Regions from separate parts of the Mus musculus genome. Here region 1 is linked to region 2. A link is a loop called in an ENCODE intact Hi-C map of the cell type or tissue named here. Cell type or tissue: left cerebral cortex. All regions are shown on one strand. Each heading gives the region's core, and the rest is flanking DNA. Links, peaks and the distances in the headings are about the cores only.

Region 1 (16,718 bases), core at 3,735-11,734, 140 kb before region 2:
CCACGTCCCTTTCTTTCAGCAAGGTCTCAGGCATCCCAGGCTGGCCTCAGGCTCACGGAGGCTAAGGAGGATGTTGAGGATCGGATCCTTCTGCCTCCACTTGCCAAGTGCTAGGATTTGTACCACCACACACCGTTTTAGGTGGTGCTGGGGATCGAACCCTGGACTTCATAATGCAGGGCAAGCACTTTACCAATCGTGCCATATCTCCAGCTTTAACTCTGTTTTCTTTTCTTTTCTTTTCTTTTCTTTTCTTTTCTTTTCTTTTCTTTTCTTTTCTTTTCTTTTCTTTTTTTTTCTGGTTCTCTTTACCATTTGAGTTTATGGGCCAGAGAAGCTCTGCCTTTCTGGCTAGGAGTTAGGGAGATCGCTTAGTGCTTGCTTTGCAAACATAAGGACTTGAGTGCAAAGCTCACATAGGAAGCTGAGTGTGGCTGTGTGTACCTGTAACTCCAGCACCAGGGGAGTGTGACAAGTAGATCCTGGGAGCTCTCTCTCTCTCTCCCTCCCTCCCTCCCTCCCTCCCTCCCTCCCTCCCTCCCTCCCTCCCTCTCTCTCTCTCTCTCTCTCTCTCTCTCTCTCTCTCTCGTCTATTCACACATGTGAGTTAGAAGGTCACTCGCTCGATCCTGAGGTCAGGTTCTAGGAGAGAGAGCTAGAGAGCTAGGATCACGAATGGTAGAGTTCATGATTATAACAGACGGTGGATGAGCCAGTCAGGAAGAGAGGAGAAACACCAGGATTGAGCCTTGAACCTTGCATTTCCTGACAACCCTGTATCACAGAGCTGGTGATAACTGGCTTAAATTTGTGAGCAAATCAAAGGAAGGTCTGTATTCTCTTTCCCTCGCCCTACACTGCTTGAGGGTCTTTCCACAGGCTTTTCATTTTATATAACGAAGTTTATATAAAGGAAATGACTGCCCCCTCCTCTGTCTGGTGTCATCCCTGTGTACTTCAACCTCTAAAGGGTTCAGACAGTCCCAGACCTAAGGTCTGAGACTTACCAGCAGGTGGCACTACAGCCCGATGTGCTCTTTTGGAGTTCCAGCTGTCCTTAGTGGCTCAAGCTTGTATCTTAGGCCCTGGTCCATCTTTCGGGACCTATCCCTGTTGTATCTGCAGCCCACTGTCTGAGGCTCCAAGTTAGAAGGAGATATTGAGAGGATGCTGGAAGAACTTTGGGCTTGGGAGGAGAGGAAAGGAGAGTGAGACAGGGAGGCCTACCTGGCATACCTGATGGCTACCCAACACCTACCCAACCCTTCTATCAACTTTTTAACTTTCTGCTTCAGGGAGTGGACATGTTGCTCTCTTGAATGGTATCCCTCTAGGTCCTGGAAAACACATCCAGAGTCCATGGCAAGGCTAAGCCCTTAGTCTTGTTCTAGCCTGGCTTCTGATCTCTTCCCCTCATGTTGTGGAGTCCTGGCCTTGTTACGAGGTATACTCTGTGGTTCAGACTAAGCAGGAGTTGACTCAGGCACTGTTGAACTACTGAGTTGGGGGAACTTGAACATGCGACTTGGCCTTTCTGATGTGTCATGCAAGCATGAGCTCCGATCTTGAACCCCTCAGAGTAATGCCGAAAGATTAACCTTGATAAGGGCATATCTGTGTAACCCAGTTGTGACCCTCAGATGATATCTCTCCAGTCCGCTTGACATCACAACGGTATTCTTTGCTGTGAGCAAAGAATTGGGTAGAAAGAATACAAGGGAGGAAGGGTTATGTTAGCTCACACTTTCAGAGGCTGACAGCCTATGACGACAGGGAAGACCTGGTAGAGTGGCTTGGTTCATAGAGGCAGGAGCTAGAGGAAGCTGCTTATTATTGCACGATGCTAAGCAGGAGGCAGGAATCAAGCCAGAAGAAGGGCCAAGCTATACCTCAAGCTACACTCCCCAGTGGCCTCTGTCCAGCAGCAAGGTCTCAGAGGGTCCATAATTTCCCTAAACAGCACCGCCATTTGGAGACCAAGCTTTAACACACATGAGCCTATGGGGACAGTTCCCACTCAAACCATAATAAAGAACTTGTATAAAATGCAGCTGGTGGTTAAATTCTGCAGAAAGCCCACTGGCACAAGATCATGGGACCCAGGGAAGATGTGCGGGTGAGCTGGGACAGGCTCTCTTGTCTCTTCACCTCACCTCATCTTGTCCCGTCTCCTCTCCTTTTCTGCTGCCTCCTTGATCGCAGCTCAGGTGCCTTCCGACTTTCTCCAGAAGCAGCATCAGGATATTCCTAGGCACCGCCATCCTCCTCTAAAGTCCTGGCCTGCGGCCACATCCTCTCTCACAGAGTCTCACCTCACCACGGTGTTTTCCTAGGGGAAAGGCAGCTCTCTCCTGAAGAGGAGTTCTCAAGGCAGGATGTTAAGGTTTTTCTGCCTGGTTGCATAACAAGATGGAACATCCCCAAGAGTGCCTGATGCATAATGGATGTTGAAGAAGTCAAAATCATAGTCTCCATGGGTGTCCTTATCACCATCCTGTGTCCCTGACTCAGGGGAGGCCTCATGGGACACAGGCAGTGGAACTGACAGGCCACCTGGCTTTGCTCTGCTATCAGCGACTCAGAAATGCAATCTGAGGCTTGCTTTGCACGTATGAAGATGCCGGTTTGATCCCTAGGATTCATGTCTTAAAAAAACCAACCAAACGAAAAAACTCAACTGAGTGTGTTCTCATGTGATTGTGGAGATGGACAGACAGGCGCATTTGAGTGTATAACTGCACACATATGAGCATACACAGATACACAAACACATATTGGTAAACTGTAAACTGTAGCACACCCTTATTTTGTTTGGCTTCTGGGGTCTTCTATCTGCAGCCCTATCTGCTTGGTTTTGGACCACGTTGCCAAGACTGTATCAGCAATGAGATGCACTGGCTGAGATTGAGAGGAGAGAGTTGCTGAGCCAACATGGCAGTCCCTCAGAGCCTTACTTATAAAATCCAGCTTCTTCAAAGCCGTCTGTAAATCAGGGTGCAGGGCCAGCCAGGGCCCAGGGTACTGAGTGGGCGGGTTGCTCTCAGTCTACTTGCCTGCTTTAATATTTGGCTTAGAGTGGGTTTTCTTCCTTCTTTCTGTCTGGAGAACTAGATCAGGACAAGACCAGCGTGACCCTGGCTCAGAGCCAGCAGCAAGCCTTCATACCCCAGGGGGAAAAATTGCCTTAGGTGCCAAAGGGGAAATTCCCTCTCTGTCATGTCTCTTAGAGAATGCAGTCAAAGGGGTGCTCAGCTCCTCAGCAAAGCTCCCACCAAGGAGGAGTTGCTCAGTCAAGGTGACATGGCCTCTTCAAGGATGCAGGAGGTGGGGGTTAGGGTGTAGTCCAGGCAGTTTCTCATCAGGAGCCTCAGGCCAGTGGTTCATCTTGACTGGACAAGTGCGTCGTCCACCCCCAAAATATTTCAGGTCCCAGAGCCTACAGAGATGAATGAAGTGGGGTGCTCACACTCAAGAGGCTTCCGTACCCCTGAAGTCCTATTATTATTACCTTGAGGCACGTGCCATTTCTCTTTCCCATTCTCTAGACAGCAAAGCTGAGGGTTAGCAGGGAGGATACAGTGCTCTGGTCTCCATGGGTCTGTACTGTGGCAGGCTTAGGACTGGACCACATTTGGGTCTTTGACTAGTCTATAGTTAGGTTTCCTCGTGTGACCTTGAATGTGGCATTCAAACTCTGTCCTATCACTAAGGGGTCTTGTGCATTGAGGAGACCCAGGTTCTAGAACCTGAGCTTCTCCTGCTTTTAGCCATGCCTTGTGAATCCTTCCCCTACTTTCTAAAACATGTGCACACTTCCATCTTGCCCACCCAGGAGGAGGAGAAATCAGAGCCTGCTTTTTGAGCTGTAATTTTGAGTTTGATGTTTTTATTGCATCCTGCCGAGTGATTTAAGTGTGTTCGCAAATGATTATACTGTGCTCCTTTTTAAACAATTCTAAAATCAAATAAAACACTAGAATCAAGTCCACCAATCAGCTGGTAACACAGGCATCTGAGGGGTCTCAGGGGACACATGTCCTTTCAGGCAGCCAGAAGGGAGGAGGCACAGTCTTAACGCCTCTGCCCTGTTGCACTGAAAGTTCATCCCACAAGGTCAGAGCATGGAGGATGGGCTCAGGACCAAGCTATAGTTGCTGTTAAGAGATGGGGCAATAGAATCTCTCAGTTGGTCTGTACCTATTATATGCCTGGTTTTGAGGTCATCGCTTTAAAACCTCTCAACGATTTGGTGTGAAGTTCTACTGCCCAAATGTCCACCTGTCGGCTAACGGGCATTGGAAGTATAGCTGGCATTTGAGTTCTTGCTCAGGCCAGGTACAGTTCAAAGCATTTTTATGGTGTAGACTTACTGAATCCCCATACTTGCCATATGGGTTGATGCTTTAGTGATCTCTGTTGAATCTGTCTAGATTGGTCCACAGAGGGGAAGCAACTCTGTTCGCATGGCTAGCGGGTGGCAGAGAAGGGATTAAAACCCAGATGTCTGTCCTTCTCAAAGGCTACCTTCCAAGGACTGTGTATTCTAATATACCACACAGGGTGGGGTCCACACGGAACCGAGGTCATTACCATGTGGATAGATGTAGGCTGATGCAAAAGTTTAAAGGATGGCAACAGAGGCTCTTCAGACCACCTCCTTCCCAATATGGAAAATATTGAATGGTTTACTTTTATAACAATCCTGCCAGCAAATGTCTGTTTTCCCCACTTCACAAAGGAGCAAGCTTCAGTATTAGTTTATCTAATACCAAACTGCTGAGATGTAGCAGGGGTGGGATTTGAACTAGGGTCTACCTGACTGCAGTGTCAGGACCCATCTAAATCCAGGCTCTGCTGCTGACCCACTGTTCTCGCTAGAGGCTTCACCTGAAGCACATGGGCTCAGCCAAGACAACCTTAAGGTGCAGTGTAGAGCAGATGATGCCCTAGAAGGCACACCACGTGACTGTGCCCTTTCCCTTCATCCTGGGTGTATGACAGGCTTTACCAGTCAATCAAAGATGCCCCGCCCCCCAAGACTTGTCTAACTACCGCCACTTAACTGAAATTGGAATTGAGAGGAAGCATTCCACGCTGAGAGGCTTCAAATGCAAACCACACATGGCTAAATATTCTCAGGGAATGGGCAAAGCTTATTATGCACTATAGAAACACAGAGTGAGCTCCCCTTCCCTGTAAGAGCAGTGGCTGGATTTGCTCTCTTAAGCAAGAGTATACCCAATTAGTGTTTGGACCAATGGGACCACAAGGGGATTTCACTCAGAAGTCAGCCACTCCCTGCCCGCGTTTTGAAGTTGCCAGTGCTGTTTGCTGTGCCTGCTGCCAGGGACTCAGAAGCAGCAGTGGCTGATGTAGCACTTTACCAGGCAGCAAAGATCAATTTCAAAAGTGAGTTATCCGTGATTTGTGACAAATAATAAAAACCATAAGTTCGTATCCATTGCAAACCGCCTGTGAGTGGAAGAGGATGTGACAAGAACAGAAAATGTAAATTGGCTCTGCAGAAGAAGAATGTTGCTGTGTTTTTGAAAGATGGCAATGCATCTTGCTCAAATGTAACTTTTCACTTCGGGGCGCGCTAGCTCTACTCGGTGGCAAATGAGAATGTTTGTAGATATGATGTCATGGCTACAGAAACAGCTCTGCAGTTTTATTTTCATCTATCTATCTGTCCAACCATCTACCATCTGCCCACCTGTTAATCTCTTTAGTATCTATCCATCCATCCATCCATCCATCCACCCACCCACGCATCAATTCTTCCAATATCATCCATCCATTTATCTACCCTCCAATATGCATCTATCCATCTATCAAGTTCATTCATCCACCTAAGCAACCATCCATCCATTCATTTATAATCCATCCATCCCTTTATAATCTATCCATTCAACCAACCATCTATCCATCTATAATCCATCCATCTATCCATCCATCCATCCATCCATCCATCCATCCATCATCCATCCATCCATCCATTCATCCATCATCCATCCATCACATCTTCCATGTGTCCAGGAAACAGTACCCAGTGTTTCAGGAACACTGCTGGGAACTGACAAGTTGAGGATGAATAGCATGGTTCCTATGCCTGTGGGATAAGAATCTAGAAAGAGTAGACATGACCTAACAAGCCAGGTACTGTAGAGGAACAATAAAATACAGGGGTGCAGGGCCTCAGAGAGGGCATGATCAGACCAACTCAGGAGGAAGGCACAGGAGAGACTTCATGAGGAACTGAGTCTTGAATGCAGGAAGATCAGGCATGGGGAGGGTGTTTTAATGAGAAGAAACAGCATGGGAAAACAGTGTCTTTTTAAAAAGTACAGCATATAAAGAGGCCTTGCCTCAAGCAGGCTCCTCAGGTCATGCACTGAAACTGGCATTTGAGTGGCAGGCTGTGGCCAGTGCTTGGTGTCTAGGGAACAGGCCTGACATAGTGCTAGCTGAGTGCCTGAAGATTCTCCTGCAGGACACACACATCCTAGTAGGTATGGCCCTGCAGAGTCCACCCCTCGGTACTCTTCCAGTTAGCTTCCCAGTGTTCCGGCTTTCCTGGCAGATGTGTCTTCTGAGTGTCTGTGATGAAGGTGTGGTGTTCTAATGGCCTCTGGGTAACAGCTGTGGGTAATCCCAGCCGTCTTCAGCAGTTTTCTTGGTGTGTGATTTGCTGGTTGGAATGAGAGGGAGCGAAGTAGAGATGAAGGTGGCGTGGTGAAAAACTAACTGGAGCAATGATCTTGGCACAAGTCATGCTGGCCTGGCTTGGCCACCTACTCGCAAGCTCACTGTGTGGGGTTAGCACTTCACCTCTCAGAGCTCAGCCAGGTTTTAGGCCCTCTGTTCTGGTGCCAGGTCCTTGCTTTAAGTGGGGCTTTTGTCCTTCCCAGTTCAGGACCCAGGTGGCCCCACACCTGATCAGCGTTGGTGATATAGTTTTCGGAGTCCTTCTCTCTGACTCCCACTCCCTTTCTGTAAGCTCCGTAAGTGGTGACTTGGGTTCCAAATTGTTCTTAGAAAATTCCTGGGTCCATCTTTCATCTCCCAACATCATGAAATGAACAAACCAGAAGGGGTCAGTGGGAGCATCCTTTGTATGTGAACCTGGACCTCTCAGCGGCTGCTGCTGCCAGGATCCAGCCACACAAGGAGTAGACTACATAGCACAACAGCAACCTCTTATTCCACTCATGTGGCCTGAGGCATGAATGGCGCCTCCAGGGAGTACACTGGGGCGATCCTGAGCAGTCTGCTTCCTACCACTGCATTCCCATCTGGCTTCACAAGCTCCTTGGCTAGCCATCCATCTCCAACTCCCATCTTCCCACTCTTTCCCCTTAAAATACATTACATTTACATGGCACTGGGGACATTCTTGTAGGCGTGGGGGAGGAGGCGCTGGGGGTGGGGTCAGAGTGTTGATGGGGCTTAGATCCATTTCCATTCACAGTCTATTTTTTTTTTGAATGGGAATCTTTCTAATATTGTTTTCCCTTTTAAGAATAAAAGTAACCTAGGTTTTTGCTTACCTCAGACTAATAATCCTTCTGTCCCAGTCTTCTAAGTGTTTTTACTGCTGAGATTACAGGCATGTGCCACCGTACAACATTTAAAGTTAGAGTTGGATCCAGGTTGGTATATATCCCCAGTGTGTTTGCTCACTGGAAGCACAGCTCTGTGCAGTTGGGACAGGGTTGGCTTCAGTTCTATGTGCTCTTTGGAAATGAGAGAAGATGAAAGCAGAAGCCTGAGCCCAGGCATAGGTACCAACCTGGTGGTCTGAGTCCCTGAATGTTCACCTCCCTTGGGACATACTGCAGTGACAGGGGTTCCTGTGTGACAGGAACTACCCTAGAGCCCATGTGTGGAAGCCTGGAAGGCTCTCCTCTCTGCATCTGTAACATGCTGTGATCAAAGTCTGTGGCATTCCTGAGCCCAGATGGCTGAGTCAGAGGCCCGTTCACACTGAGCAGTTGCCACGGGATCCATCATTTATCATTTGATCCCTTCCTGGAGCTTTCCATGGGGGAAATGGTGGACTTCCCCAGGCATAAAGCATGGTTGTCTTCGATGGAATTCTGTGAGGGTGAGCTCTGAAACCTGAGGCTCATACTCTTGGCACTTAACTCCTAGACAGCCACTGATCTCTTGGCTCTTTGTCTTGTAGCTCAGCCCTGTGCCAGCTGGGGACCTGCTTCATGTCTAGGCTGGCTCCCTGGTTTTGATGTTGGTGGCACCACACTGTGTACCACAAATCCCCAAATAATTAATTCTCACAAGAGCTCATGATGGTTTATGCAAATCTATCACTCTCCATTGGTCCACCAAATGGAACATTCCTGTCCCCGTCTCTAGCAATACTTTAGTTCTGGGCACTCATTTCTCTTTGTGAGTGTGTGTGCTATGCATATGTTTCTATAAGTATGTACATTTGTGCATGCATGTGTGCAGGAAAGCTGGACATTGTAGATGTCTGGTGTCTTTCTCTACTTTTTTCCCACATTATCTTTTGAGATATGATTCATTGCCAAACTTGGAGCTCACAGATTCAGTTAGACTGGCTGGCTAGCAAGCTCTAGGGATCCTCCTGTCTCCACCTGACCACACAATCCTATCCCAAGGTTACAGATCATGCACTCGTGCTAGGCTTTTGCATAGATGCTGAGGATCTGGACTTGGGTACTCATGCTGGCGTGGTAGACACTTTACTGACAGCCATCTCCCCTGCTCTGCTAAGCAGTTTCTTACACAGATCAGGGCTACTTCACAACCTTAAAAAATCCACTTTCCTTTCCACTAAACCGTGCCAATCTGTGTGGATGAATTGATAATCTTGGATGGTGCTATTTAAACAAACAAACAAACAAACAAACAACCCATCTAGTTATTTAATGTGTATGCATGTTGTGTATATGCACCATGTGCAGGTGGGTGCCCCTAGAAGCCAGGAAAGGGCATTTATCCCTTGGCACAGGAGTTAGAGATCTTATGTGAGTGCTGGGAATTGAACATTGGTCCCCTGTGAGAGTAGCAAATGCTCTTAACTGCTGAGCCATCTCTCTAGTCCCCATCTTGTACTACTTTTAAAGACTGTTAATATACATCCATGAAATACTTTCGAGCATATATGACCTTTTATCTATGTGACTTTATCTTTGGCCCTTAGGAAGGACTGCTATGACAAGACCAATATACCACCTGCCTCTGGAGTTTAACAGGGATACATTCTACTGTGGATGGTATACCTACTCCCTATGTCTATGATGAAACTCTTCCTGCAGAGTAACTGTATGGGAAAACAGGTCTTTTGGGTGAATAATTTAATGTTAAATAAGAACATAGGGTCTGTCCTGGTGTCTTTATAAGAAGAGGGAGAGACACAGACCTCTCTGTCCCTATGTATACAGAGAAGGGCTTTCTGAGAACAGCAGGGGAAGTAAGTCTTGAATAAAGTCTTGTCAGAAACCAGCCCTGGCATCTTGGACTTCCAGCCCCCAGAGCCATGAGGAAGTAGGTATCTTTCGTTTAAGCCTCTGAGTCTTATATGCCTTGTGATGGCATGTATTGAGCAACTGGGCTTGGTCAGTGAGTTCTTGTTAGAATTCATCTTTAAGATTAATCTATAGCTGGAAAGATTTTCCCTCCTAAAACCAGGTCAAGGGCCTAAATTTCTAGACCATCCATATCTACTCTAATGAGTGTGTCCCATCTGCCACGGCTGCTACTCACATTTCACAGAAGGGGAAATCAAGTCAAGAGGTCATGGCACAGGTCAGAGTTATTTTACCACCTTAAAAGCCTCCTGTCCCCCTGACTAAAAATATATTCCACAAGTGGTGGAGTCTTGGCCTTGAAATCTATTTTTTGGGTTAAATCCCTGGGTCATCAAAGTTACTTAGCACTCCACGACTCCTGGATAGGAATTGTGTCTGAGTTTTGAGGTTTCCTTCCTGGGCTTAGAGTCTTTGATGACCAATTTCCTCTGTCAACTTGACTGGATTTGGAGCCACTTGGGAGACATACCTCTGGGTGGGTCTGTAGTGTGTTTCCAGACAGGTTTAATTGAGAAGACCCACCCAGACTCTGTGGTAGCAGCTTATGGGTAAGAAATGAATATAAAGGGAAAAGGGAGAGAGCTAAGTGGTTTCAGCATTAGCCCTTGTTTCCTGACTATGGATACAATGTGACCAACTGCCTCACCCTGGCTATGGATACAATGTGACCAACTACACCACCCTGGCTATGGATACAATGTGACCAACTGCACCACCCTGGCTATGGATACAATGTGACCAGCTGCCTCACCCTGGCTATGGATACAATGTGACCAACTGCACCACCCGGGCTATGGATACAATGTGACCAACTACACCACCCTGGCTATGGATACAATGTGACCAGCTGCCTCACCCTGGCTATGGATACAATGTGACCAGCTGCATCACCCTGGCTATGGATACAATGTGACCAACTGCACCACCCTGGCTATGGATACAATGTGACCAACTGCACCACCCTGGCTATGGATACAATGTGACCAGCTGCCTCACCCTGGCTATGGATACAATGTGACCAGCTGCATCACCCTGGCTATGGATACAATGTGACCAACTGCACCACCCGGGCTATGGATACAATGTGACCAGCTGCATCACCCTGGCTATGGATACAATGTGACCAGCTGCATCACCCTGGCTATGGATACAATGTGACCAACTGCATCACCCCCCCCCCCACCTTTTCTTCCCAACCATGATTGACTGGATCCCTGTAAACTGTGAGCCAAATTTAATCCTTCATCCCTTGAGTTGCTGTTTGTCAGGCTTTTTTTTTTTTTTTTTTTTTTTTTTTTTTTTTTTTTCATAGCTTGAGAAAAAGTGAGAAATTCAGAGGCTGAATTTGGATCTTTGGCCATGGGCCATGGCTCTGCTTCCCAGGTGAGCCTGTGAGATATGGCTGTAGAGAGTGGAATGTCTGTATTTTCCACCAAAAGAGAGCCGGGTGGCAGGATGGGGCCTGGCCACAGGCTTCCTCACTTTTCCAGTTGGGCCCTGCAATGACCTGAACTGTTACTTTCTCAGGTGGCTCAATGGAGCAAGGTCAATTTTTGTAGACAATACCTGTGACAGGTGATGCTGCGAAGCCCATGGAACTTTAGGACTCTGCAGGTCTGGAGTTTCATTCTCAGCTCTGTTTCTGGATGTGTAGGCACAGATACCAACCTTCAGGTTTACTCTGGAGACCAAAGGGAAAGTCCTGGGGGGAGGGTTAGCAAGGTACTTGTCAGCATGGGGGAGGGGTGGTAAGAAGATTGGGCTACAGCCTCAGGCAAACGTGGGCTTGGACTCCAGTTCTTTCATGTGGTTACCCAGTCTCCCCATCAGTAAGTTAGGATTACCAGCTGCTCCCATTGCAGTGCGGATTCTCTATCTATCAGTTAGGATGTACATGTTTTTACCTCCAAAAATGTCTGTAATGCATTATCATCAGTGACCTCAGCACTGTGTTCTAGTTTCTCTCTTGTTTCCAACTGGCACATAGAATACCCATGACTCTTACGGTCATCATGGTTAGCTTAGATTTGATGAGCATGGTAACTGAGTTCATGGTTGCCAAGGGCTCTGCACAATGCCTACTGTGGAGCAGGTGTTCAGTTAATTGCAGCTGTGGTCATTGTACTGTGGGAGTCTTGGGAAGGTTTAAAATATCTCTGGGCCTTGCTTTCCTTATTCACACAATGGCTATACTGATATTTAGGGCATAGGGTCAGAGATACTATTAAATAAGTTAGCACATAGACTGTCATATTCACACCATTTGTCATGGAGTTAAGGCTCAGAGGTGGCAGCGGCGGTGGTGCTTCTTCTTCTTCTTCTTCTTCTTCTTCTTCTTCTTCTTCTTCTTCTTCTTCTTCTTCTTCTTCTTCTTCTTCTCCTTCTCCTCCTCCTCCTCCTTCTCCTCCTCCTCCTCCTCCTCCTTCTCCTCCTCCTCCTTCTTCTGCATCTTCTTCCTCTTTCTCCTCCTCCTCTTCTTCCTCTTCCTTCTCCACCCCCCTCCTCTTCCTCCTCCACCACCTCCTCCTCCTTCTTCACCTTCTCCTCCTCCTTCTTCTCCTTTCTTCTTCTGGAACAGCACTTTCTTCTTGTGGAGTGTAAGGTGAGGAGAAGGGAGGTGTTCACCTTGCCTGAGCTCTTGGGACCTGCTGGATGATGTGTCTCTTGCTCAGTGCTTCCCCCTTGTGGGGGAAAATAGAGCCTGCACTAGGAAGCTGTAACTGTAACCTCCATAGAGTCTCTTTGAACCTTCTCCATAGAGTCTCTTTATACCTGAAGGTGGTGACCATTGGAAAATTTCCCAGGCTACAGATGTAGATTCAGAGACCACCTGCAGCCTCCACTCATCTCTCAGGAGAACTTGCTTCCATATGGGGGATGTGTAGCATCAGGGGTGGTGAACTGAAGTAGCAACATCCCTTGTTCTGAGTGCTTAAGAGCTACATTTGGGACTTAGTCCTGAATCTGAATGACCATGGCCACTGGATAGCTCATCTCCAAGTTTTAGAGCCTCCCATATGTACAGTTAGCACAAGTGCAGGTTTGGCAAAAAGAGGATGCTCAAACGAGTGGGGTCACCACATGTGCTTGCCTTCTCAAGGGTGGAAGCTTTAGAGAGAGTGTGGGAAGATCATAAGCAACACTGACTTCAGCCACAAAATGCCCAGATGCTCTTTCTGCTGCTGTGATAAGATGGTCCTTGAAGCAGGCTTTCTCCTTCAAGTCTCTACCATCTCAGATAAGCAGTTTCAAGCAACTCCTGGGAACTAGCCTTCCAAAGTGGTATGAGTCACGTCTCCGTCACAACTCTGAGACAGTGGCACAGTCATGACAGGAGAAGAGCTGAGTGGAGATCATGACTAATACCCATCCATCGACACTCTACAGAGATCTATATGAGGGAGGACTGTTGGTATCCCTGTCACACAGGCAAGAAGACTGCAGCAGAGACACGAAGAATCCTGCCTGAAATTCCACTTCTGGGGATAGCCTGATGTTGAGGTCACGAACCAGTCTCCTATGTTCCTCACAACCAAGTGGTCTTGCTTGTTCTAATACCAGGTGACAACTAGTGGCCTAGGGAAGAAGATGGCTTTATTAGAGACTCATTGGGAGATTCCTGTCCCAGGAATCTCTGCTCAAGACTCCTTTTACTATTGATGAAGACATACCACCATCCCACAGATGAAATGATTGATGCCCACAGATCCTAGGTGATTGGCTCAAGACCACATGAACCCACAGCTTCAGGCCCCTGGTCCTGTTACACAGTGAACCTACTCTTCCCATCTTCACCCCTGCCAGCTCTCTTTCTGAGTCACTGCCATGCTTCTTATTGGAAGGAGAGGATGACCTCATATCCTGAGGACTAGACCCCACAGTCAACTAGCACATAGTTATGGCCCTGAGGGTTTAAATTTGAGTCGTTCCCAGTTGCTTAAAAACAAACATAAGGCCTGAGGAGTTTAGCTCAGTTGATTGAGTGCTTGCCTAGCATGCATGAAACCCTGGGTTCCATCCCAAGCACTGCAGAAAACCAGGCATAGAAGAGTATCCACAATCTTAGCACTAAAGGGGTAGATGCAGGAGGAGGAGAATTCAATATCATTCTTGCTACATGGGTAGCTCAAGGTCAACCAACAATACAGGAAACTGTCTCAAGCCACCACCTCCTCCTTCTCTTCCACCACCACCACCACCACCACCACCACCCCAAACTTGATTTATCTCTGGTGCTTTCCAGATAATTCCTAGGTAGGAACTGGTGGGGACTATGTTAGGAGTAGAAAGATGCAGTAGGTTGGAGGGAGATAGTCTAAGTTCTTCCCACTTTCAGGCTGGGTGGCCTTGAGCAAGATGTTGACCCTCTTTGAATGTCACTTCTCTTTACATGACACAGGAAATCAACCTGCATATTGGAGGGCTTTGATGAGATGATGTGCAAACAGAACCCAGTATTTCCCTAATGGTATGTCGGATGCTCAATAGATACATATATTCATATCTGTACATACAAACACAGGCACACCACATACACACATACACAACATACAATACACACATACACCACACACACACACATGCACAATGCACCACACACAAACACACAAATTGCACATACACACATGACACTCACATACACACACATACCACACGTACATACATACACCACACACACATATCAGACTCACATACACACACATATCATACACACATACACACCACACATACATACACCACACACATACACACAAACATATACATACATACATACACATACTACACTCACATCCACACATACCACATCCACACATCCACACATATATCACACATATACATACACCACACACACACATCACTATACACACACACTACATGAACATACACACATACCACACACACATACATACATGCACATATATACAACACACACATACATTCAGACATACACACACACACATATACACATACTACACACACATACACACAAACTATATACACACACCACATGAACACACCACATACACACATACACAACATACAATACACACATACACCACACACACACCACATGCACAATGCACCACACACAAACACACAAATTGCACATACACACATACCACACATACCTACACATATATACATATACCACACACACATACACACATACCACACAATACATACATACATACATGCACATATACACAACACACACATTCAGACATACACACATTCAGACATACACACACAACACACATATACACATATATACACATACTACACACACATACACACAAACTACACACACACACCACATGAACATACACTCACACCACACACACACACATACATACATACATGCACATATACACAACACACACATTCAGACATACACACATACCACACATACATACACATATATACATATACCACACACACATACACACATACCACACAATACATACATACATACATGCATGCACATATATACAACACACACATTCAGACATACACACATACCACATATACATACACATATATACACATACCACACAGACATACACACATACCACACACACATACACACCACACAAACACACACACATACCATACACACACACACACACACACACACACACACACACACACACACTTCTTTTTTTGACTTAAGCAAGTCTAATCTGTAAAGCCTCACCCAAGTTCTCTCTGGTCAAGAGCAGAAATTATTTCAATTATTTAAGGATCTGTAATTTTTCCAGGTTTAACCCTGTATCCTTTAAGTGGCAGTTACATGTGTGGGCTGCCATGCTTGTTTAGGAACCATTAGCTGCTTGACAGTGACGTTAGTCGGAAGAGAGAATGAGCAGGACCCGCGTCATTGAAAGCCATAGGCTGCTAAGAGCCAAATGGGACTTGAGGGGAAAAATAGATCTGAAAGACTAACCTAAGGGGAAAAATCATTTATAAATACCAATCTCACTCTTTTTCCCAGGAACCATCCTCCTGTTGTTCAAAGCAAGCTATAAATGCAGAGTGGGGTGCCTCCAGACGTTTCTCCCTAAACTTTGCAAGCGCAGAGACAGGTGACTGGAATGGGCTTTCCCCACGTAAGATGCCAAGGTTGTAATTGCTAATTCTTCTGGTCGTAATTTATCCTGCTGTCCCGGTGGGTAGCTAAACAGCTCTGATCACGAACTGCCCAATCGGCTTATAAGTCTTCTTGATGAATCTCTCTCATTGTCACGCTCCTTTCTCTAGGCTGCGGTAATTCTTGACAACTGTCTTACAGCTGCTGTCTCCTGTGGCTGCAGAGGGGACGAGTCATCCATTAGGAAGCACACATGGTTAGGAGCAAGCTCCTGGCGTTGAGGGATGGCAGGTGGAGGACAAAGCTCTTGTCTCAGGATGGAGAAGAGGGTATTAGAGTCTGCCAAGTGACCTCTGGGATGTGAGACACACCTGGTTCAAGGTCTTTGTGTGTGTATGTTGTATTGTATTGTATTGTATTGTTTTGTATTGTATGTGAGTCTGTGTATGTGGGTCAGAGGTCAACCTCAGGTGCCCCAGAACCCAACTATTTCTATGTCTCTACTGTCGGGATTAAAAGTATGTCCCATCCTATGATCTCAGCCCTGTTATTAGCAGGACCTATCCTTATTTATTTATGTTTTCAAATGTAGGTTCTGGAGTGGAGCGCAGATCCTCACGCTTCCGAGGTGAGCCCTTACTCACTACCCTGTTTTTCCAGCCCCGACGTGTTTTGTTTGTTTGTTTGTGTTTGGTTTTGGTTTTTTTAGGCAAAGCTTCAGATGACCCAGGCTGAATTGAAATCTTTCTCTGTGGCAGAGGATGGCCTTGAATCTGAATCCTCTTGCTTCTACTTCCCAAGTATTGGGATTATGGGTGTTGCCTCACTGTGTCTGGCTGATCTGGGGTCTTTTGGATCAAGACCTGCATCTTCAGTAAGAAAACACTCCATACTGATTTGTGATCAGACTGCTCAGATGAACCAGGGCAGCACCACAGAGCCTGTGGGCGCCCCAAGACTGGAGTTCTCAACTTCGTCCTGTGTTAGATGCTTGTCCCAGGCCTGCTCAGTCTTGGTGAAGTATGTGACTGGTTCTCCCTACAAGTGAGGTGGGA
Region 2 (16,718 bases), core at 5,485-13,484:
TAGGTATGGCTGGAGACACTCCACTTATAGCTCTTTTACAGGAAGGGAAAGGGGGTGAGATTTAGCCTTCAGAATACTGATCCTTGATGGCACCAAAGTCATTTCTAAGTAACCTCATTGCACACTGGAAAATTCACATAGTCCCTGACTTCCAACAACAATAACAACCAAAAAAGATCAGGCATGCAAAAGAAATCACGACCTACAACCCAGAATGAGGAAAAAATTCCATCAGTAGAAACAGACTCAAGCATGAAATATGCGATCTGATTAGTAGACAGGTTACTAAAGCCGCTCTTGCAAACCAGCTATTTAAGAAGTTAAAAGAAAGTGCTAACCCAATAGAAACAGACAGAGGAATAAATAAGAATACCCACGTTAGCATTTTAGAGACAAAAAGGCATCGTGGACAAGAAATCAGGTGTAATTATCAGTGCTTCAGACACTGCAGATCAGTGACCCTAAAGGCAGGGTGACAGAAATTACCCAGCAAGCTGTGGGACAGCATCAAGTGACCAGTCATGTCAACCCAGTCGTCAGAGAAAGGAGGCATGCCACAGAACAAAGATGAACATGAAAGGGGCTCCTTAGAAATGATACCTGTCCTAAGACACTTTAAAGTATTGAAAGAAAGCAACTGTTAGCCTGGAATCCTCTACCTACTGAACAGATTTAAAAAAAAAAAAACACAAAAAACACAAAAAAAAAACCAAAGGCGACAGAAATGCTGTTCTTTCAAACCTCCAAACGACAGAAGCCATCATCTGAAGACAGCTCCCTTATGAAATGTTAAAATAAATCCTTTAAGCAGAAAATATATTGATAGCAGATGGAAAGTTAAAGTTATATAAAGAGTACATAAGCAGAGATACTTTTTCCCTGTTAATCTTAAAATCTGTTAAGAGATTATGTTGAAGAAGCACAAACAATGTGTGGGGCGGGGTTTCTAGCTGACGGAGAAGTCACAGGCATGGCCATGATACTGGCGGAAGAGAGTGCACTCAGTGCTGCTGGCCCATCCTACATACACCAGGACCACAAAAAAATGGATAATACGCATCAAATAAAGCAGTATGACGGACCAACATAGATAAAAATATGCTTTTAAAGTTTTATAATTATATTGGAAATTTCATAATGCATATGTGTTTTGATAAAATCTATTTCCTATTTTATTTCTCCAACTCTCCTCTCACCACGTTGCTCTCCTACCTCCATGTACTCTCCCTTTCCCTCCCTCTCCCTCCTCTTCCCTCTCCCTCCTCCCTTTCCCTCCTCTTTCCTCTCCCTCCCCCTCCTCCCTGTCCTTCCTCCTCCCTTTCCCTCCTCTCTCTCCCTCTTCTTCCCTGTCCCTCTTCTCCTCTCTCCCTCTTCCTCCCTCTCCCTCCTCCCTCTCTATCTTTCTCACTGAGTTTTCTTAGTGCTGCTTGTATGTGCATGAGTACAGACAGTTTCTTACACCGTCTGGGTATAATGCATCCCAGAATAGTTATGAAAGGAATCTATCATGATTTTAGATGACATTATATCACAATGTCAAAAGACTGAACTGCATACTCAAAGTGCTATATAGGCTTGACTATAATATAATTAATCTCTAAGCCCTGCATGTAGAGTGCTTGCTAGCATGTATAGGGCCCTGGGTTTGAGCCTTGACACTGCTAAACAAAACAAGTCCTCCATACAGGATCCTGAGGACATTCATCACAACAAGGGGAGGAGTATTCCTGGCAGTTAGTGGGAGGAGCCAGGGGTGCTGTTAAGTATTGTAAGTTGCACAGGACAGCTCTCCAAAGAAAGAAAGGGTTTTGTAGCCATAATGCCAATAGCACCAAGATTAAGAAACTCAATTCTAGAGCAACCCCTAAAGACAGAAAGCAAAGAGATAGCAGTGAGAAACCAACAAAAGGGATGGCGAGATGGGTTACTTGGTAAGGTGCTTGGTGCATGAACATGACAGTATAAGTTTAATCCCAAGAACTTAGCTAGAATAGCTAGATATGGCACACATTCAGCACTGGGGAGATGGAGACAGAGGATGCCGGGACCTGCTGACCAGCTAGCTTAGTCAAATCAGAGGGACCTAGGCTCAAGGAGGGATTCTAACTCAAAATATAAATGGAAAGTGACCAAGAAAGACATCCCACATCAAATTCTGGCCTCTCTTTGTTCTTGTGCACATACTTACATGCATGCTTACACACACACACACACACACACACACACACACACACACACACACACACACACAGAGAGAGAGAGAGACAGAGACAGAGACAGAGACAGAGACACATACAGAGAGAGAGAGAAATAGAGAGGAAGACAGACAGACAGACATATAGATATACACACACAGAGGCACACAGGCACACACACACAGACATACACACATAGACATACCATAGGGAGAATGAAATAATGAAAAACAGCCAATTAGCTGGACCTAATAGGGCATGCCAGTAATTCTAACAGTTTTGTGGCTGGGGAGAGAACTACAAATTAAGGCCAGTCTGGGATAAATAGTGAGACCTTGCTTTAAAAAAATAAAAATAAAAACAAAACAAAGTCAGTAAATAGATATATAAATAAAATAATCTAAAATAAAGCAAGAGAAGTAAATGGAAAAGAGAAAAAAGTGAAATAGGAAAACCACATCAAATGGTGGATTTAAACCCAAACATGTCAGCAATCCCACTAGATAAAAGAAAGTGGCCTCAACATCCAAAGTCAAGGCAAAGAGTGCTAGATGACAGGAGTGTTGGTGACAAGAACAAGACCAACTGTGTACTGTCCTCAAGAAGTGCAACTTTGAAGACACAGGGTAGTCTTTCCCATCTTCCATGTTGGCTGGGAGAAAAGCAGAGAAACTGGACACAAAGAAGGAAGTCAGGAAGGCTGGCGTCAGTGTGATAGACATGGCTAAGAAGGGTAAGCCTAAGGTTAAGAAACTAAGAGAGGGGAATCCCCAGTGCAGTCACAGGTAACCCACATCTCCCATGGATTCCAGAGAGGTCCAGACAAGAGGAAGCACTCAGCTGCCAAGTCCAAGGTTAAGAAGGCTCTTGTCTGAAAGTGGATGGAAGACACCAAGGTTAAGAAAGTTCTTGTTGATGGGCAGAAGACTCCCAGAGGCCCATGCGTTGCCATGTGGTCCACCCATAAGCAGAGCCTCTAGAATGTGCAAGTGAGTGATGGAGAGATGGGACAGAAGGAGACAAGGAACTGTTTGTGCTCTATCAAGAGAGGCAGAACTAGAGATGGGAATGGGGTGGGTAGGGTGGGGGTGTGAGGAACAGCCTGACAGGAGCAGCTTGCCCTGTGACCTGAGGCCATGGTGAAATCCCAGCCTGAGCTCCTGCTGAGGGCTGTGTCTGAATTCATAGGCATGCAACCTCAGGGGTCTGTGTCAATGTTCAGGATCCATGTTCCCACCAAAGGCCTTGTGGACATCCCTGCTCTGGGCTGCGGCCTGGGAGCATGTTGATGTCCAAGGGTTGTGCAGAGCTGACTCTGCCCTCACAGGCTGCAGCATTTGGGAGAGTGGACCCTGCACTTCATCTGGGAAGCACAGTAGAGCTGGCCCTGGGGGTAGGGGTGCAGGTGATCCTGCCAAAAGGTGTGAGAGCTGGAGAGCTGTCCTGGTCCCTTGCTGGCTGTGTCATTAAGGAGGCAGGGCTAACCAGTGTAGTGCTGGAGAGCTTGCCCTGGTGGTGTGGGTGTGGGAGAGCTGGTGGGCTGACTAACTCAGCTACCATCCAGGGCTTTGAGTTGGCCCACCCCAACATCTACCCTATGTATGAACTGCTGGAGCATGTGAAGGGCTGGTTTTGCAGAGCCAAAGCTGCAGGATCTTCATGACACAAGGCAACAACAGGATATCAGAGAGGAGTCCAGGTAAAGATCCAGTATTGAGAGTGTAGCAGAAGCCAGAGGCCTCAAACCAGACTAAGGATTCTGGGCAGAAAGGTATACTGTGTGACACACCGTAACACAGTACAGCTTCCACAATGAGATTTGGTTTTTTGGTCTTGTTTTTATTTTATTTTTTATTTTCTTTTGCAGGGGAGGGTTGCAAGGGCACACGGTGGATACGAAGGGACGGGGAGATGAGTGGGACTGGGGTGCATGATATGAAATTTACAAAGAATCAATAACAATGTCTTTAAAAAGCCTAAAAACAAAATAAAAGTTCTTGTCGCTGTCACAGAACTGTTTGGTGCCTACAAGAACGATAGTACGTAGGTGGCTGAGCTTAGCAAAGTGTCTAGATTTTATTCTATCAAAGACATTCCATGGGAGCTGCTTAGCCATTGAGCCATTACTAACAACACAACCACACCAATTGCCCCCCCCCTCCAGTCAGCATGTGAGATGTTTATACACCAGTATCACAACCAAGGTGATTCTGGTCATCCTCACTGGGCCTTGTAAGGACAGGACAGGGGTCCTCTGGATGCAGTTGGATAGTGACCTACTATTTGTGACTGGGCCTCTTTTGCTCTCTCAAGTTCCTCTGTGTATAACACAGCAGACCTTCATCATTGCTGCTTCCCTTAAAACTGACTTCAGCAACGTATAAATCTCAGCCACCTCACTGGCCTTCAAGTCCACACGAAGGGCCAGAAGCCCCGGCATGGGGGCAGTGAGTTCTTCCACACTGAGAAGGAGAAAGAAAAGATTATGGAGCAACCAAGGTTGATCAGAAAGCTGTGGACTTACAAGTTTCACCAAAGATCAAAGCTGCCCCTTAGCTCCGGGAGCTACAAGCAATCCCATTTTACTCTAACAAGCGGAATTTACCTTCACAAATCGGTGTTCTAAATTTCTTACCGCAAATCTAATTATATAGTGGATACATTAAAAATAAGGCAAAGATTAAAGCTGAGGAATGAAAAGGGTAAAACATGCTGACTCCCTTAAGAAGAAGCTGTAGTAGCTCTGCGGATACCTGACAGTTTGAGAACAAGGAGTATCGACATCCCCTCAATGACAAAGGCATCAGTTCACCAAAAGTGCATAGTGACAAGACTGTGCCAATAACGGTGCTTCCAAATGCACAAAATAAAGCCTGGTAGTGCCATGAGGAGAAACCCACAACCCACGACTATGGCGTGAGCTGTCTCCACCTCTCTCAGTTATGTGCAAATACGCAGACTAAAACTCAGTAAAGACACTGAAGACTTTGATAATATTGAACAGTGAAAGTGTTTTGTCAGCTGTTGCTTAGTAAAATGCCAGAAGCCATTCACTTTGTAGAGAGAAGACATATATTTTTGGGTCACGGCTGTGGGGGTTATAGGGTCCAAACAGTATGCTTTAGGCTCCTCTGGACTGCATTATATATGACCGGAGCACTGTGAATGTATATGTATCTGGTCTCATGTCCCACTGCCAGTTGTTTCATTGCTGGGGATTGAGTTCAGGGCCCTGCTTGTCCTAAGCAGATGTGCTACCACTGAACTACCTCCGTAGCTCAAGGTTGTCTTGTTGTAACACCCTGAGGACTCATGTGTGGGTTAGTTTTTGTTTGTTTGTTTGTTTGTTTGTTTTTAAAATGACTTGACACAGAATCACCTAGGAATAGTGAAGGTCACATGAGGAAGTGCCTCCATTGGACTGGCCTATGGACATATCTGTAGGACATTTTCTTGAGTAATGATTGATGTGGGAAGGCCCAGGCCACTGTGGGTGTGCCACCCCTGCCTGGGCAGGCAGTGCTGGGTTCTATAAGAAAGCAGGCTGAGAAAGCCATGGATAACAAGCCAGTAAGCAGTGTTTCTCCATGGTCTCTGCTTCAGTTCCCGCTTTGAGCTCTTGCCCTGGCTTCCCTCCATGATGGACTCTAACCTATAAAACATAATAAGCTCTTTCCTCTCCAAGTTGCTTTTGGTCATGGTGTTTTATCACAGCAATCAAAAGCAAACCAGGACAATTTGTTTGTGGGGGCTCCTTCCTAACCTAGACTAACCATTCCCCAAAGATCCCTGCTTATAACACCACATTCAGATTAAGTTTGAATTCTCTTTCTAGCATTAACATAAGACTTTGAGGGCTCAGGCAGGGTAAGCCATTTTCAGACCACAGTAAAGAATGAATTCTTTCCTTCTGAGGCCAAGGGCAGGGCAAAGTCCATGCTCTTGTCACTGGACTCAGCATTGGAGTGGAGGGCTTAGCTAGTTCACAAAGACAAGAAATATAAATAAAAGGCATGCCCATCAGAAAGGAGGATGTAAATCTGCCTTTGTTCATGGGAAATAACCATCTATGTGGAAAATCCCAAGAAGTTAAAAACAAGCTATCAGAATGAATAAGTGCATTTAACAGGAGTGTATCTTACATGGTCAATATGCACAAATAATTGTTTCAATATACTAGCTATAGATGATTAAAAATGAAGTTTAAAAATACCATTGTGAACAATATTAAAAACATTAAATAGTGATTAATTTTGGAAGACTATAGATAAGAGCTATACACTAAAGAGTAGAAAATATTACTGGATTAAAGACTTGCATTAATATAAAGATGCCACATAATAGATAGCAAATCTCTATATTATTAACATATTAATTTTCACTAAGCTGATTTATAGATTAAATGAACCCAAGTGAAACTCTAAGTAGGAGTTTTTGTTTTGCTTTGTTTTTGAGATGGGAGTCTCATGTCTCATACAGCGCAGCCTCACCTCAAATTCTCTGTGTAAGAAAGGATGTGACAAGAACTCCTGATCCTCCTGCTTCTGCCTCGCAAGTACAGGGCCTGGCTTGCACCGGACCCCAGCAGAACCTTTGTGTCCATTGCATGTGTGGTATTTGTGTGTGTGTGTGTGTGTGTGTGTGTGTGTGTGTGTGTGTGTGTGTTGACGCACGTGCATGTGCATGTCAGTGGTTAATGTCAAGTATCTTTCTCCGCTATTCTCCACCCTTATTTAGATTCAGGCTCTCTCACCGAACCTTAGCTGAACTCGGACTCAACTAAGCTAACGGTCAGTGAGTTCAGGAGACTCACCTGTCCCTGCTTCCCCATCTCTAGTGTTATAGATGATTGGGGCCAGGCCTGGCATGAACGTGGGTGCTGGCGATCTAAGTTAAGGCCCTTGCATTTATGTGGAAAATGCTTTACAAGCTGAATCTCCTCCCCAGCCACAATTGTTTTTTAAAAGAGGACACTGAGATGCTGAATATTCCCATGTGCTGGTGGGGATGTGAAACAGTGTGTACCTTCCATTCTATTCCTGGGTGTTTACTCAGAAATAATAACAGAAATAAAGTATAAGTCCACGCACACACTTGTAAACAGAGGCTCTCTGGTGGTGCTATTTGTAAGAGCCCTAAACTGCAAACAGCCCTGTGACCATTAACAGCTTAAAATAGACTTGTTTTAAAAGGTGGCATGCCTCCTACACAATAGAGAAACTACCCAGCAATAGAGAGGGGCACGCTATTCTATATATGAAAGTGCACACGAGTCAAAACATTATTATGACTCCTGGTTAAAGAAGTCAGGCCAATACCAAGGGGAGGACATCCTATAACTCCATTTGTATGAGGTTCTAAAATATGCAAACTAACCTGACAGAGAAGTGACATCTGGGGTTTCCTAGGCAAGAGGATGAAGGAAGGGTGAGGGACCCAAAGGAGGCCTGAGAGATCTGTTTGTCTTCTTGGTTGTGTGGATGGTGTGGGTTCACAGGTGTACTCCTCAAGGCTCATCACACGAACACTGTGTGTACAGACGACTGCACATGCTCACACTGGAGTGATGCCATGGAATGTCGAAGGAAGGAAGTGGGGGAGGGGGGAGGAGAGCTGAGGGGGAAGAGCTGAGAAGCACTAGCAGGGTGGACGCTGGTCAAGGAGTTGCTATCTGGCCATACATGATGTTGACCTCTAAGGATGGCTTCCCACGGGATAGCAGGGAAGCAATTTTCTTCATATACATCATTGGCCAGAATCATGCACCTGCCTTTCCCGAACCTTCCACGAGTCAGGAATTTCCCATTTCTTAGCAGAAGAGGAGGTGTGGATGTCAGAGAATTAAAACCTGGACTCACCACAGGGAACTCACTCTCAGGAAGTGAGTTTTCACCACAAGCTGATTCAGAGGATTGTTTTCCCTTCCTTTTATCCCCCACCCCATCCCTTTTCTCTTTCCTTCCTTCCATTTAGTGAAGGCATTTTAAAGAGACTATACACAAATTGATGGCTTAAAAATGCTTGGGTATGGAAATTCTAAATGCTGGAGGGCGTGGAAATAGCAGCTGCCCTGATTTGTTTATTATACATCAGTTATTTGTCTGAAATTGTCATAATAGATTCCATAAATATGTAAAATATTATGTGTTGGTTTGAAACAGAAAAAGGGAGAGCCCAGCTAGCTATGAGGGATGGAGCTGTAAATGGGGCCAAGTGGCTGGTTTTCGCTTCACTCCTAATGGTGACATTCATGAAGAATTGTCTGCACGTGCTGCAGTCTGTGGGTTGCCCAGACGTGAGGGCTGTGCTGCCCTTACATTTTGTGCCTGTGGATTGCCAGCATCCAGTGACTTGGGTCTTCTAATGAACCAGCCAGGATTAGGTGAAAGTGAACTTTTTATCACACAGAAGGTTCATACTTTATTGTCCTCTTTGACATAGTCTGTGATGGATCTCAAGAGGGGAACAATTGGAAAGGCGCCTCTCTGACGCTGTTTCCTGTAAATGGCCAGATATTAATATTTTATGGGCTCAAAAGCATGCCACTTTTTCTAATTGAATCCCTGCAGATTTGATGCTGTAAGAATAGACACTTTTGCTTTGTCTCAGGACTCCTTATACATGGCTTTGGATTGAATGGAGGAAAGAAGACCCTGTCCCATGGACTCATGTTTGTTTCTCCCGAATTGGCCTTTTTCCACGGACAGCTGCTCACCACCAGTGGTCTGTGGGAGAATCTTGCTGAGCAACTTGCAAGCCCACCCTGGGTTCTGAGGCAATGTAGTACTGACTTGATAGAACTCACATCCAAGTCCTTCAGTGGTGTAATTTGCATGTTAATGTTCTAATTACAAAGGTGGTTTAGCTATTCTTTCAAAGAGGGGAAAACACTAGTTAACTGTACATAGACTCTTTGTTTAAAAACTAGTTAGTAGCTAGTAAATACTAGTTAACTGTACTTAGACTCTTCTTAATAGCCACTCAGGCAAGTCCCTTCCCCCTAGCCACTGAGGCCTCTCCCTCCCTCACTGTCTTGAGTCTCCGGATCCTTGGTCAGAGTCTTTCCTTTTCCCACACTTAACTTCCAGGTCTGGTGTGTTTTCCTTTCCAATAGCCAGGGTCTCTATTGGAAGACTTTCCCCTGCCCAAAGGAATCTGCACCCACCACATGGATAAGTTTAGATACAGAGAAGGCACAGGGCCCCAAGAATCAGCCCTAAGGAGTGACTGACAGGGCCTTGCTGCTTGCGGAGACCAGGTCTACAAATTGTTCTCAAATCTGTTATAATGCTGAGAACTCTATAAGGACATAGAGAACCCATGACCTTCCGTATCTTTCTAAAACAAGATATGTGTCTCGTGAATGTGTATGAGGGCGTTTATGTGCACTTCTGGGCATGAGGGTGTGGAAAGCTGAAAGACAACTTGGGTAACATCCCCAGGAATGCTGTCTGTTCCCCTTGAGTCGGGGTCTTTCACAGCCTGCAGCTCGCTGATTGGCTAGGGTGGCTAGTCACTACACTGTAGGCATCCCTTTGTCTCTGTGATCCAGCATATGTGGTATTTTTTCTGTAAGCACTGGGGATCATGCTCCGGTCCTGTGTTTGCAAGGCAAGTGCTTTATGAATCAAGACATCCTCATACCCACTACACTCAAAATTCAAGACCACTGCCAAAGGGAGTCAATGCCAAAGTCTTGGCAGAAAGGGTCTGATGAAACGTAGCTTGTGGGGTACCTCATCGGGGCCTTCAGAGCCACTGCCTTCCTCTCCTCCAACCCGGAGATATACAGCTGATCACAGTAGGCTGGTAGAAAACATTGGGGAAAGGCTTACTGCTTGCCACTTCTCGGGGGATGGTGACAGCACCCAGGCAGAAATGTCTGGAGCTTGCAAGGATGTGTGAAGATGGGACAGAGAGGAGGGAGGAGGAGAACGAGTGTGGGAACAAGCTAAGTTGGGCTCTGGGCTTGACAAATTATTATTCGGCTGGCTTGCCCGAATGGTGACATATTATTTATTAAAATGGAAAGAAAATGTAAAAAGGAAGATGTAAGCCCAACGCCAACCTCTCTGAGCAGAGAGCTGGCACAGAGGAGCTGCTGCACAGCCCATGATCCACATGACAGTGGCCTGTGGAAACGAGGGCCATGGTGCCTGTTTGGAATCCTCTAGACTCAGGAAAGCCATATGGATGGCAGCACAACCTCGGGCATGTTCTCAATCCTTCCTGGGCCTCAGTGTTCTCTGAGTGTTATACCCAGTCAGTCCTTTTCCATGTGTCATCAGGACTAAGGAAGCAGTGCTGGTTCAAAGTCAAGTGCCAGTTATGCTGTGGGCACACAACGTGTGCGCAGGGAAATCTTTCTCTTTGCTATAGTTCTCTCTCGCCAGCCCCATTCTGCAAGGGCTAAAAATGAAGAGCTGAACTTGGATATGAACCCCACACTACTTTTTCACCCAGATCTAATTCAATGCTGTCCACCTAATAACTGAAGCTGGGGAGCTGCAGTTCACAAAAGCCTAGTAGAAAAACTAGGAGGGCGGAGCGTGAAGGCTCCGGGCACAGAGTCATGGCAAGGAGCTGGTAACATTAATTCATCTGCTTTGATTACATACATCATATATCTGTATTACATTCATGCACTGAACTGTACCTTACCAACCTGTACAGATTACATACTAACCAAATATTTCAATGTATTTGAGAAGATGGAGATATTAACTACCCAGTTTGGTCATTATATACTTTACCTAGGTATCAAATAATCTTACAGAATATCAAAAATACATACAATTAAAATCGTAATTCATAAAGTTAAAATGCAGCGCTGGGGATATGGGTCCATTGCTAAGGTGCCTACTGATTAATTATGAGACCAGAGTTCAGATCCCTAAGAGCAGGGTATGTGTGTGTGTGTGTGTGTGTGTGTGTGTGTGTGCATCTGTAATCTCACCACTGAGAGCGTTTTGCAGAAGGAGGATCTGGAGTTTGCTGGCTCGCCATTCTAGCCAATGGATGAACACTGGGTTCAGTGTGCCACAGTGCCTCATAAAGATACAGCGGGAGAGTAACAGTGAGACACCTAACACGGACCTTTGGCTTCCACATCATGCACACACATCTCCTTCCATGTACACATGTGGAGACACGTACACAAACATCCATACACATATGCTACACAAAGATGCATACACACCACAAAAGGAAAATAAAAAATTCAAAACAAAACTCTTCCCGTTTTCAACCACAGTATGTGGCCACTGTGTTAAAAGCACATGAAAAAAAATGCTCTTCAGATATAGAAGAATGTCAGAGGAACCTATACCACAAGAGGCTCCAGCCTCCTGTGACCACTAAGAAGGGTAATTGGACACAGAGTAGCCTGTAAAATGTACCCCTGCAGCTGACTGCTGGGAGCCTCCCCAAAACCCTGCAGGGGTGTAGATCAGCAGACGGTATAAACAGAACAGCAAACAGCCTTTTATTTGGTAGAAGCCACGTGTCACTGTCAGAAGCAATAAACTCCACGCGCAGGAACTGGGTGCCCTGGGTCATGGCAGCATGCATCTGCTTATGTCTGATTAGGATACATTATCACACTTAGTAGCAGCAGTGCCCCGTGCCCTGGTCAACTCAAGTGACAAGAATGATCTGGTGGGCTTGCAACAGCGGGGAGTGGTGGGAGAGGCTAGAATGCAATTCTAGCAGGTGGGAAGTGGCTGGATATAAATATTTTAAGACAACAAATATGATTCAGAAGCTAATTGGAACACACTGACGCCACCCAGGACTTCTGCAGCGTGACACACAGATGGGAATGGGACTCTCCGCCTCTGCATCGGAGAATATATGATAAAGCGTGAAGGGAGCTGGCCCTCCCAATGACACTTCTCTAGGACCTCAGTAGAGAGCTGGCAGGTGGATCAGGGAGAGGCAGGATAGAGCAGGGATGGGTGCAGGAGAGCCGCTGACTTCCTGGCTTGAGAAATCCTCTTAATCTTTGTAGACTCCATCTGAATAGAAGCAATAGTGGGTAGTGGTTAGGTCAGATGCTTTTTAAGTTGTCTATCTAGCTCTCTCTTCTAACACTGGAATTCCAGTGACCTGTACCTGACTCCTGGATCTATATTTAGGACTTAGGAGATAAAAATAGCTCAGGGGAGTCCAGTCCATGGGTCCTGGAGCCAAAGAGCTTGGGTTCAAACATAAATGATGTTGCTGATTGAATGGCCAAACAATGCCAGCCCAGACACAGAGAAGAGGGGCCTGCTCTGGGTTCTGAAAAGTACTATAGAGGGCATATCCCTGCTTTCTTCCATCTGTACCTCTTAACAATGGGATCCATGAAGACATGCCTTCCCAGAACCCAAGTTCTGATCACAGACCACATTCCACATCACTGGGTTTTCTGATTTGAATCTTCACTGTCTTCTATAAGCTTATGCTTTGAGTACTTATTCCTCAACTGATGGCACAACTTTGGGAGGCTGTGGAACTTGAAGAGGCAGAGTCTAACTGGAGGAGACACATCCTTAGAGGCATGTCTTTGAAGGTTATGGCTGCCCCTGTTTCCTTCTCTGCCTTCCACTCCAGCACCATGTGAACAGCCTCTGCCCCACAGTCTTGCTGCCCTGAGCGGGGATGTTCCACTGTGCCTCCCCTGCTAGGATGGACTGAAATCATGAGCCAAAATAAAAGACCCTTTCTCCTCTGAATTGTTTCTGTTACGTATTTTGTTAGAGCGACACAAAAGCGGCTCATACACTGCGGCTCTGGATCTTTGTCCAAAGACCCCAAGTCAGCCTCCAGGATCACGATGGTAGACTTCCATCTTCTGTAAAGGAGAAAGACCACGGCATTGGCATATGAAGCCCCTTTCTCAAAGAGTGGCCAATCGTATTGGGGTGCTGGAGGTTGGATGTGTGAACTGGGGAGCTCACATGTATGTCGAAGAAGCCTCACAGAACTTGGCTGAGTAACCATAGCCAGGAACCATACCCTTCCTGGTTTCCAGTTTTGAAATGTAAATTAATTAATTAATTAATTAATTAAAAATAAATTAAAAAATCTCAAGTTACAGCCAGGTACTGAAGTGCTTGTAAAGGTGTATTGGCCAACTGGAACGACAGACATTTTATTTAAAAATCTGTTGGCTGTTTTCAGAACATGGAAACATTTATACATGTATTATATAAGCTTCTACGTACACCTTTGCCCCCGGCCCACAGGTCGTAAGGCATGGTAGGCCCTGATAAAAGTGCTTAACCATTTGATTCAGGGTTTCCTCATTTGTAAGGTTAGAGATAATGTCAGAACTAAGTTTACACAGCTCTTGAGCGGGCCACAGAGCTGACACATACACACTGGCCTTATGCCCAGTGTGTAGTGAGCATTCAGTAAAAGCTTCAGGTATTATAACTTGTCCATCATCCAGACATGAGATTGTTCTGTGTTCAGTGGGTACTCCAGTGAAATGGCTTGACTTTGTCAGTTGTCACGACACTTGGCACATGGTCACTGAACTAGGTGGCTTGACCGCAACATGAATTGGCATCTTGTCACCTTCAACTGCCAGTATCAGCCTATGTGGTGCTCCAGCCTGGGGGGACCCTTTCTATATTCTCCTGGGAGATCTGTACCCTAGGGACATAGGACCATCACCTGCATGGCTACAGTCAATCAACGAGATGCATGTACCAAGCTGTTTACAGATCACTGTGACCCAGGCCTCCTTAAATGTCACTAGCTCTGCTGGGGCAAGATGTGTGGGAAGCTGACACACATAACCCCTGTCTTGAGAGTAAATAAATAAGTTTTATGCAGGCTTAGGCATCATGCTATGAAGTGTCTTGCTTGGAAACTTGGCTCTTGATAACAAGCCAGTGGGAAGGCCAACTCTCTCAATTTAACTTCACTATCATTAAATAGCCTTCCGTGGTTCTTGATACGCTTATTTTATTTTTCTGGCCCCATGCCAGTTAAAAGTAGGCTAAATGATAACTCTGTTAACGAACACTTCAGCTAATTTTGTGGCAGAGACTGCAGGGGAGGGAGCAGGTGGGACCGTCCTCACACTGTGGGCTCATAACCATTTCGAGCATCAAACATTTATTAAGGGCCAGTAATAAAAGCCCCCATGATAGTGTAATGGCTCATTCTAAATGCTTCCTGCTAATAAAATGAGCATTGATTCAAAAGGCAGTATTTAAATTCGATCCACAGCATGTCAAGGAAAGGCCAAGTGTGGCTGGAGTGTGAGAAGCGTTTAGCCTATTCATTTAACCATCCAAGGTCTGGCAAATTGTGTGACAGGAAATGCTTCACTGGGGAGGCACTTACAGACCCAGCTTCAATGCCTAGCTCCCTGCGTTAGGTCTTGCTAACGCTGAACTTGGGGTACAACTCTCTGAGCCTGTTGCACTGGTTCCTTAAAATACAGATATTGTAGTGGTTGGCTTTAGTTGTCAACTTGATACAGTCTAGAATCACCTAGGGAGATGGTCTCAATCAGGGATTGTCTATATTGGGTTGGCTTATGGGCCGGTCTGCAGAGAATTGTCTTAATGAAGTTAACTGAGGTGGAAAGACCCACCGGTGGGTGGGTCTTAATGCAGGCAGCACCTTGTCATGGGCTGGGCTCTGAGCTGTTAAAGAGAGGAAAAGCTAGCTCAGCATAAGCAGGCAGGTGTGAGAGCATGCGCCCATCTCTCTCTGTTCTTGACTGTGGTTGTGATGTGGCCTGCTATCCCATGCTCCTGCTGTTGTGACCCACCCTGACCCCCCAGTAATGGACCGTAACCTAGAATTGTAAGCTGAAATAGTGCCCTCTTTTCCCCTAGATTGTTTTTGGCCAGTGTATTGTATCCCACAACAAACACTAACTAGGACCACTGGTCATACCTCTCCCATTAAGTGGCTTGCAGAGTTAAAGCAATATGGAATCCACATGCTTAAGATTCCTTACTACCTCCTATGACCCCAAATGTGGCTTCACTCTTGACAAATACTTGATTAGCTTCAGGGAAGTGACTGTGCCATGGACAAATGAAGGACTCAAAACCTATAGGCTCCTGATGATTGTTGAAGCTGTTTGGCATAGGAGCGCCTTGATCCCACCTCCAACTCGGAAACGCCTCTCATGGTCCAGCCAGTGAGTCTGACGATGGCGTTTACACATTTACACATGTACAGTCTTTCAGTTGTACTTGGGACAAAGCCAAATCCCACATGATTATATCCAAGGCCTGTCTCTTACTACCATGCACCCCTCCCCCTCTCACAGACCTTGTGGGCCAGCTGTATACTCTGTTCTGTCTCCTCCCCTCACACACTTCATCCCCTCTTCCTGAGCAACGCTCTCCACCCTGAGGGGTGGCTGAAGGACCCTCTTCAGAGAGCCCTGAGCTTCCCTCTACCAGCCACGGCCATGTGTCCCTGCAGCCCTCTCTCTTGGAGCTGGAGATGCACCTCATTTCTGTGTGTCTAGGCACGGACTCCACATGTTTCTCTGAGTGGGTCGACTCGGCTCTCACTCCTAGAGGCTCTTGTCCTGTCCTAGAGATTTAAAAAGAACCTATCTGCTGAGAACTCACAAGTAAATCTGGCTTGGTCCACCTCCTCAATCTGATCGTGCCGACACTCAGCTGCCCACTTGCATATCCACTCGGATGTCCATGCCTGTCCTAAACTGGGCTCTTCACAGTTCTTCCCAAACAGTCTCCTCCTCCGCCCTTCCCATCTTAGCAGATGGGAACTTTATTTTTCTGCTTCTCAGACCAAGAGGTCTTGTCGTCACCCTCCTCACTTTCTTTAACCTGAATATCCCCATGGCTGTAATTCTGTTAGCTCTGGTTCCAGACACACTCAGCATCTGACTCTTCCCATCACCTCATTCTTGCCTAGATTAGCATCTAAGGGAGACCTCCTTGTCTGCTTCCACCCTCCTGGTCTGTAATAGCAGCTGTTAAAAGGACTGGGATTAAACCTTATATTTTTAGATGAGTTGCACAGGCACAATGCCTATCTAAGGGTAACATCTAAGAACATACAACCCAGTATTGTGTCCACAGTGACACTGCAAGAGGATGCTGTTTCTCTGCTCAAGACTCTCCACTTACTTCCCAGCCCATGCACAGGAAGGCCAAGTTTCCGGAGTGATAAGACCCTGTATGATCTGGTTTCATCTGCCTGCCAAGTTCATTTCCACTGTTTGTTAGACATCCCAGGTGAGCTCCCACCTCAGGTCCTCTGCTGTCCTGTCCGCTGGGAACACTCCTTCCCTCCTGCCACATGGCTCTTTCTTTTTGTAGGGACTTTTTCTAGCCTCATCTTAATTCTTAACTTCTCAATACATATCACTCTCCCCTGACTTATTGATCATTGTCCTACATAATTCATAATTTATTTATCGCATCTATCTTCTGTCATTTCCAAGCTGTGAGGGTGTTGACTTGGGGATCTCTGTCTATCCATCTACATCAGCATACGATACACAGTGTCCCTTAATCAAAGTATTCCCAA

Evidence for each region. Peaks named below come from ENCODE experiments on the same cell type or tissue, not always from the same donor. Only the 100,000 strongest peaks of a DNase experiment are listed, where the experiment ranks them.
Region 1: it touches region 2 in a loop (2.4-fold over the local background); 2 of 42 quality-filtered maps call a loop at or near these places.

What each region holds. Positions count from the first base shown.
Region 1 is chr11:80,905,634-80,922,351 of GRCm38, forward strand. All of the region lies in intron 3 of Asic2 (acid-sensing (proton-gated) ion channel 2), which reads right to left. Gm51909 (a long non-coding RNA gene) reads left to right here. Exons shown (of 3, transcript XR_003949743.1): 1 at 1-16,718. Among named protein-coding and RNA genes, the nearest start is that of Gm51909, 16 kb to the left of the region's middle. In left cerebral cortex, for the core only: no CTCF peak of the experiment used is centred there; DNase peaks (open chromatin) are centred at 7,316, 7,693 and 7,920.
Region 2 is chr11:81,043,951-81,060,668 of GRCm38, forward strand. All of the region lies in intron 1 of Asic2 (acid-sensing (proton-gated) ion channel 2), which reads right to left. It also overlaps the pseudogene Gm11416. Among named protein-coding and RNA genes, the nearest start is that of Gm51910, 83 kb to the right of the region's middle. In left cerebral cortex, for the core only: no CTCF peak of the experiment used is centred there; DNase peaks (open chromatin) are centred at 10,077 and 12,004; H3K27ac peaks cover 1,303 bases.